2 separate regions of the Homo sapiens genome follow, and region 1 is linked to region 2. A link is a loop called in an ENCODE intact Hi-C map of the cell type or tissue named here. Cell type or tissue: OCI-LY7. All regions are shown on one strand.

The links. Hi-C counts contacts between places; a loop is a spot of excess contacts. Peaks named below come from ENCODE experiments on the same cell type or tissue, not always from the same donor. Only the 100,000 strongest peaks of a DNase experiment are listed, where the experiment ranks them.
Region 1: a loop joins it to region 2, with 3 times the contacts of the local background. A loop is called at or near these places in 1 of 110 quality-filtered maps.

The regions. Positions count from the first base shown.
Region 1 is chr5:40,031,393-40,035,392 of GRCh38, forward strand. No RefSeq gene overlaps it. Among named protein-coding and RNA genes, the nearest start is that of LINC00603, 19 kb to the right of the region's middle. RefSeq lists an enhancer at 1,830-2,832. In OCI-LY7, no CTCF peak of the experiment used is centred here; DNase peaks (open chromatin) are centred at 1,819 and 2,159; H3K4me3 peaks cover 1,068 bases; H3K27ac peaks cover 1,411 bases.
Region 2 is chr5:40,483,213-40,487,212 of GRCh38, forward strand. No RefSeq gene overlaps it. Among named protein-coding and RNA genes, the nearest start is that of PTGER4, 190 kb to the right of the region's middle. RefSeq lists an enhancer at 3,534-3,593. In OCI-LY7, no CTCF peak of the experiment used is centred here; DNase peaks (open chromatin) are centred at 2,379 and 3,879; H3K4me3 peaks cover 2,414 bases; H3K27ac peaks cover 1,964 bases.

The sequences.
Region 1 (4,000 bases), 450 kb before region 2:
ATGGAGAGTTGTCCAATAAGTCCTCTCTATCTAAACTACAATCAAAGTAATTCTTCATTTCCCCATAAAGAATGTCATTTCAACTATTATCAATATATTAAATAATCCTCTTTATCTATGCCTCTATCTTTCTGCTAATCAGATTAACATAGATGGCATTTATTCATTCTTTCTATACTCATCCAGTGTTAATTTGGTTCCATTATTGTTCTAGAAACCCAAATAATAAAATTACTTTAGTGGGAGATATTGGTATTGAGTAATTATTGAATTTCCACCTAAGTTCCTAAGTCAATAAGGAGAATCTTACCAAATACTTCTAACTGTAAGTAAATGAGAAATGGAACATTTATTCTTCTAAAGAGTATCATACCCATATATGGCCACTGTATCCTTATTTGTTCCTATTCTTGGATATATTCACACCAACACTTGGCTTTCTGGTCATCATAGAACACACCACCTTTCTTGTTTACATATATTCTATAACTTGCTCCTTAGTAGAGTCTTTATTTTCTCATTCATAAGTCCCCAGGTCTCTTCTGAAATTCAAGGGCTTTTCTTCCCATATTTTTCATTTATTCCACAAATGATCTTTACTACATGAAATATATCTTGTGATACAGTAGATAATATGACAACACATTCTATCTCTTCATTGAGTTTACCTTTTAGTGGAGGTATCAAATAGAAATGAGATAAAGAATACAGATTACCACAAATAGGATGCAATAAATAGTAAATACATAACACACTATTAGAAAGAGTAGTCAGGGAAATCTTGTCTGAGGAGAGAAATGGGATGTAATGGTCTCATGGGGACCTCAGAGGGAAGTTGAGACCTAAAGGATAAGACTGAGTCAGCCAGGCAAATTTCTACCAAAAAAGCATTCTATGCAGAGATAAGTGATCGCAAAGGCCTCCCTGAGATGGATAACGGTTTGATAAATTCCAGGAACAGAATGGGACCAGTATAGCTGGAATATAATGAAAAATCAGTAGAAGAGCATAAAATTAGGTTAGAGAAGACCGGGCACGGTGGCTCATGCATGTAATCCCAGCACTTTAGGAGGCTGAGGCAGGTGGGTCACCTGCAGTCAGGAGTTCGAGATCATCCTGGCCAACATGGTGAAACCCCGTCTCTACTAAAAATACAAAAATTAGTCGGGAGTGGTGGCGGTGCCTATAATCCCAGCTACTAGGGAGGTTGAGACAGGAGAATCGCTTGAATCTGGGAGGCTGAGATTGTAGTGAGCTGAGATCGCACCACTGCACTCCAGCCTGGGCAACAAGAGTGAAACTCCATATCAATAAAAAAAAAAAAATAGGTTGGAGAGAATATAAGTACTAGATACTTCGGAGTTTTGTAAACCAAGATATGGAGTGTGTATTTTATTATAAGAACAATAAAAATCCTTGAAGGATTTTTCAGCTAGGAAAAAAAAAAAAAACTTAGCCTGATTTTCATTTTTGAAGATTTCTCAATTTACTCTATGGAGAAACAAGTTAGGAGGCTGGTATAATCCAGTAAAGAATTGAAGAAGGCATTAAAGAATAAAATGCACATAAAATAAATACATGTCAAAGATGACATTTGATTCATTAATTAATGAAAAAACCAGTAAGATGTTGCAACTAATTAAAAAGAGAATCAAACAACACATGTATATTAACAATCAAAAATGCTTAGATGAATTTCAAATACAGTAGATGCAAAACTGGTCAATTTCCACAGGGCAATAATCAACTGAATTTCTATGAACAAGAATCATTTGCATGACTATAAGTTTTCTACAAATTACAAGATCGCTAAAATAGCTCAAAGATGATGAAAGTCACAAGTAAACAGGAACAGTGTGCTAGACAGGACATCCAGTAATCTTTATTTTTTTTCTTTCAAAGTCTTTTTTAATTTTTCCTGACAGGAGCCTGAATTAGATAGAACACTGATAGAGGACACAGAAAACAGTGCTGAATTACAGATATGTTGCAAAACTTCATTATTAAGATCCAAATCATCCTAGCTTCGATGTAACCATCACAAACTAGAACAAAAAAAGATATTTAATCTAGCATGAGAGCTGTTACTGAGGAACTAAGTGATGTCAGTCCCTTGAGAGAACAGGTGCTTGGTTTTCCTTCCCTTTGATGTCAGCTTTCCGGTGATGCGGTGATGAGACCTGCAGTAGTGTTTGCTTAGTCTTCACAGTCCAGTCAACCCTAGTCCTGTGACTGCTGTGTTAGTGTGATCAGTTCAAACTGTTCTGGTGTTTGCATGGCTGGGCAGCAGATCTCTTGACAGGGCTGCTCAAATTGGTTGCCCATCTTTTCTCTTCCCCACCAAAGTCCTGAAGGCTGAATGAACTGACAGCCCATTGATTGTCAGCTTCTGCTACTCCTTGGCCAAAGAGCCTTATGAAATACATACGGATGTCCATCAGTGTTCCAAACCCTGCAAGACTTGAAGTGCATTTTTGGACCATAGTTCATATGAATTTAGTAATAGCAGCCTGCGCAGCTGTTTTCTTCTGAAATCTTTGTATTACTTTTTCCAAATGTTCTTAACTAATTTTGGAGTCTAGACTAGGAAATGTCAATACTCTCTAATATGCTGCATCTCCACTATTCACAATAGCAAAGACATGGAATCAATCTAAATGCCCATCACTGACTGGATAAAGAAAATATAGTGCATATACACCATGGAATATTATTCAGCCAGAAAAAAATGAGCTCATGTATTTTGCAGAAACATGGATGGAGCTGGAAGCCATTATCCTTGGCAAATTAACATAGGAACAGAAAACCAAATACTGCATGTTCTCACTTACAAGTGGGAGCTAAATGATGAGAACTCATGGAGATAATAAGGGAATCAACAGACACTTGGGCCTACTTGAGGGTGGAAGGTGGGAGGAGAGAGAAGATCAGAAAGAAATAACTATTGGGTAATAGGCTTAGTACTTGGGTGATAAAATTATCTGTACAACAAACCCCCATGATATGAACTTACCTATATGACAAACCTGCACATGCCCCTATGAACCTAAAGTAAAAGTTAAAAAAAAATATGCTGCATCTCTTCACAATGCCTGGGGACATTTAGAGAAGACATTATTCATCAGTTAAGTAGATTAGTGATATGGTACCAAGTTCGCTCAGCTACTACCATGGCATTTCTTAATTTTTAGCTAGCCTCCACCCATGGGCACTTTCTTCCCTATCTATTCTGTTGTTCTTTCTTATCCACTCTCTCCACATATCCTCCTCATTGTGGTCACTGACTCTTACTCCCTGCGTTCTGAGATAATGTATGTGAAAGCACTCAATATTCTAAAATTCTACACCAATGTAAAGTATCAACATTACTATAACTCATATATTTCCAATCTAGTTTTGTGAGTAGGTGGGTGTGTGCAATGTGAGTGAGTGCATGAGTACAGAAGAACAATGCTCAGTTGTCGTGAACAGGCCCCCATCCTGGACTAACATCTCCATTACCCTCCCTACACAGAAAGAGCCTGAACTTATATGAAGATAGGCAAGACTCAGATACACCTAACTAATGACAAGTTTCAGATTTGAGGCTTTTTTTAAGAAGCACAGCAGTAGAAGTCCTTTCCTAGTTAATCTAAGAAGCAGATACAATTTGTTTGTAGTGTCTCACCTTTCCTATCCCCTGACATTTATTTTTCTTTATCATAAAACCCAATGCCCTCTACTATTCTCCAGCAAGTCCCATCTTCCTTATTGGTTAATGCCCCAGTACCATACTAAGTAATGCTTGGTGCTTTCTAATTACCTTTCCCCCAAACTCAAACTCTCGTGAATTTAGGCTATGGAGAAAAATGTTCTATTAATCTGGTCCACCTGAGAATATGACAAGATAATAACAATATCCATATGGGCAATTTCATGTTTAATAATTTGGTAATTGTTATAAATGGGTGATGGCTTTAAAAGTCTAAGAAAAACTTTTAAGAAAGAATGCTTTCTAAAA
Region 2 (4,000 bases):
ATAGTTAACAAGTGATCATGGAAAGATGTCTCTGAATTAAAGAATCTCAATAAATGACTTTGGTAGGCATAATTCCAAGACATCCTTCACAGTTCCCTGCCACCTGGTGTACATGTTTTGCCTAATCTCTAGGATTGTTAATATGATCAATTTTACCCCCAGGATTAGGTTATATCATGTGGCACAATCAACTTTAAGAAAGTTGACAGATTGTTACTGGCTAGAAAACTTAGAGAGCCACAAGGCAAGGAATATGGGTGGCCTCTAGGAGTTGCAAACATCTCTGGCTGACAGCCAGCAAATAAATGAAGACCTCATTCCTACAACCACAAGGAATTTAATTCTGCCAACAAACTGACTGAGTTTGGAAGCAAAATTTCCCCAGAGCCTCTAAATGAAAACTCAACCTGTTTGACATATTGAATTCAGCTTTGTAGGATCCCAAGCAGAGAATCCTGTCATGCCACCCTGCCAAACTTATAGAACTGTGAACCAATAAAGAGATGCTGTTTCAAGATGCAAGTTTGTGGTAGTTTATACACAGCAATAAAAAACTACTACAATGCCAACCAGAATAAATAAAAAGAAACCAATATCTAGATACTGCAGAACAAGAAAGAGAAATGAAAGATGTTTAAAGTAGCTAGAAAGCAAAGAAAAATTACCTACAAATAAATAAGAACTAAATTGAGAGTTGACTTCTCAACAGCAATAATGAAAAGCAGAAGACTGTGAAAGAATATTTTCAGTCTTCTGAGAGAAGATAACTCAGCCTGGTAATACATAGCCAGCCAAGCCATCCTTCAAGAATGACAGCGGAATAAAGATATTTTCAAGAAAAACTGAAAATTTTCAATACAAAGCTGAATATTTTCACCTAAGAGTCACTGATTAAAGAGTATATTCCAGGAAGAAGTGAAAATGATCCAAAAGAAAAATCTGAAACACAAGAAAGATTGGTGAGCAGAGAATGTGAGGAAATAATCTAAGTGAACAAAAATATGTGCCAAAATTTGAACACTGACTATATAAAATAATAATAGTAATGGGAGGGAATGATAAAAATCAGGCTAGTGATAAAATACTGGACAGTAATTATGTATAAACCAGGAGGCTGTGATTGGTAATTTGTGCTTAATTTTTGTAAAGTCTTTGCAATGTTATGAAAGAATATCTGAGGTCCAATTTTACTTGGCAATACATGGATATATAGAAGCTTTGCTTGATAGAGCAGCCCCTCAGATATAGTGAAGAAATCCTACAGATCAAAAAATATATATACCACAAACTGTAATGCTTACCAAAACAGGAAAAAAAGACAGATTATGGCAGGGGATTTTAAAGTCAGGAGAAAACTAATAACTTCCCTTTTTAAAGTTCACCTAATTGAAAGATGAAACAACAAAACGAAAACGCTTTTCTTGAGTTCACCCAACTCCTCAAAAGTGAAGTAGTAACCACCATCCCAGATCAGAGAACTGACATCATAAACCTTCAAGCCAACTCAGGTTTCATCTACCCTGCCCTACAGAATTAGACATGTGTGTGTGGATGGTGATGGTTCCTTACATAGTTTTTATCTCCCAACATTCACCAAAACTGTGTGAATCTCTCTGAAGAGGCACTAGAAACCTCTTGTGAACTAGTATTTCTCAAATTGGGATGTGAGAGATTGCAGTTTCCTCGGGAAGTAGACATCCAAACTGAGATGCTCTGGCTTTACCAACTATCAAAGTTGATACAAATGATTTTTTTTATACAGACCCCTCGAACGACCAAATAAATCATCTGCTCTCTCAACCAGAAACAAATAATCTAAGTGAACAAAAATACCTGGTTGAAATAAGTTTAGTGCAGGGTTATATTCTGCACCTTAAAATTGTGTTTCTGAGAGATATTCCTCATTGATTCATAAATTCGTCAACTTTGTACTGTTCAGGGTATCTGGATTAAGCATAAGCTTTGGAGTCAGACAGCCTGAATTTCAAAATCAGCCTCATAACTTACGTAACTATTTCTTAGCCCCACTTAGCCTCGGTTTCATCATCTATAAAGTAGCAATAATAACACCTGTCACACACAGCTATTTTAGAAATAAGTAAGATTTCAGAAATCGATTTCAGAAAGAGCTGGCACCAAGGAAGCAATCAATCAGTGTCAGCTATGAGTATTGATAACACTAATGGAGGCTGCATCTGTGTGACTAATCTGTACCAGGGGTTTAAATATCACTAACATTGGACTTTGGAATGCATAGACACATAAAATGTTGGAGTTTGCGGAGGCTTAAAGTTCACCCGTTCCAATTCTCATTTTCTGTGAGGATTTGAAACCCAGACAGACTCAGGAACTCGTACAAAGTCACACAGCCAGTATAAGGAACTGAAATCTGACCCTCAGCCACTGAGCACCAATAACACTATTTCTTCTGTGTCACAGCTCATGTGTCTTCTTTTTTAATCTTACCAGCAAATAATTTGTGAGGTTAATAAAAATTAAAATTGAAATACTTTTCATTGAGCACACCCCAGTGAAACGGAAGGAACAAGGGAACATGGGGTCTGGCCAAAGAGAAACCAAGTTTGAGGAAGAACGTGTTTGGCCTTCCTAAATATAGTTCACCATAATGCCAAGCAAAGGAAAACAAAGAGGCAAAAGATTATAGGCTCATTCTGATATCTCGTAGGCCTATTTATTAAGTACATGATCAATTTCATGGACAAATAATCTTATGTTTTTAGCAATTGTATTTTCTGGCCAAAAATTCTGGAAACTTGTGCTGACAATGAGATGAAATATTTTAAATGCCTATTATCTTTAAAAATTCAGGTTACAAAATTTAATCTACCAACCATTTCTATCACTGTATCTTGTTTTGACCCCACCCCCATTCCCCATTGGAGAGATATTTCTGAAAAGTGATTTATGGGAGCTGGCCTTATTTCCATTGCTTTAACTACCTTGGAGCCCTATCTTCTTTGTATTCTCTAAAATGACTGCCCTTTCTGCACAGTCACTAAATACCTATTGAGTAGCCCATGGTGTCCTTCTGATGACCATCTGATGGGAAAACTTGGACATTTGTGCTCATTATGAACCATCTGCCCTTGAGTCCAAATTTAGAATATACTAATTTTTAAATTGTATTTTTCAACCCCTATAGCTGGTGTAGGTTGAATTCAGCAAAGAATTTTTCTATTCTGTCTTTGGGGACCCTCCAGCATCTTCTCATTCACATCTGAAAGGACGTCTCCCAGTCCACAGTGCCTGTGATTGCCACATTCTGGTGAGAGCTATATGGCAGATTCAAAAATCATTGCGCAGCCTGTCAGCTGATTGGGGTGAATGATCAATGTAACCGGAACTAAAGTTGTATGACATCATCTTTGCCACAGCTTCACGTGACAAAGCTCACTTCAAAAGTGCTTCTTTCTCAGACAAAGCCCTTTAGTCAGAAAAGCCACAAGTAACAGTTAAAATCACCTGGTCCAACCATATGGAAAGACTCACCAAGGTTCATAAAAATGAAACCACCCAAAGTATATGAGGTCTTCTGAGTCCTAATCCAGGGCTTTGACATGGCATCACCAATGCATCACATCCCACATGGCTCTCACTTCTTCCCTGGCACCTCTGCAAAGTTCCAGGGGATTTCCTGCCTCTCACTCTTCTCTCCTCATTCTCTGGACTCACCCTGATCTCATTTATGTATGCTTTTATCATAATTTTCTCTAAAGTAGCCCCAAGTCATAATTACATTAAAACCTGAAGTCTGATAAAATAGTGAATATAAAACCACAGCACTGCTGTCAAAAGTAGAAGAGTGATAGTGAGCTTATCTCCAGGGAAATGGAGAAGTGGTCAAACCACACTGCTATTTTTACCTGCCTGGTATTATTTGAGCCTAACTGAATGTGTGGTCACATGGACAGTGATTCAGAGATGTTAGGAAATTCAGGTCACCATTTATTTAAAGCAACTAGGTTCAAAAGATCCTTAT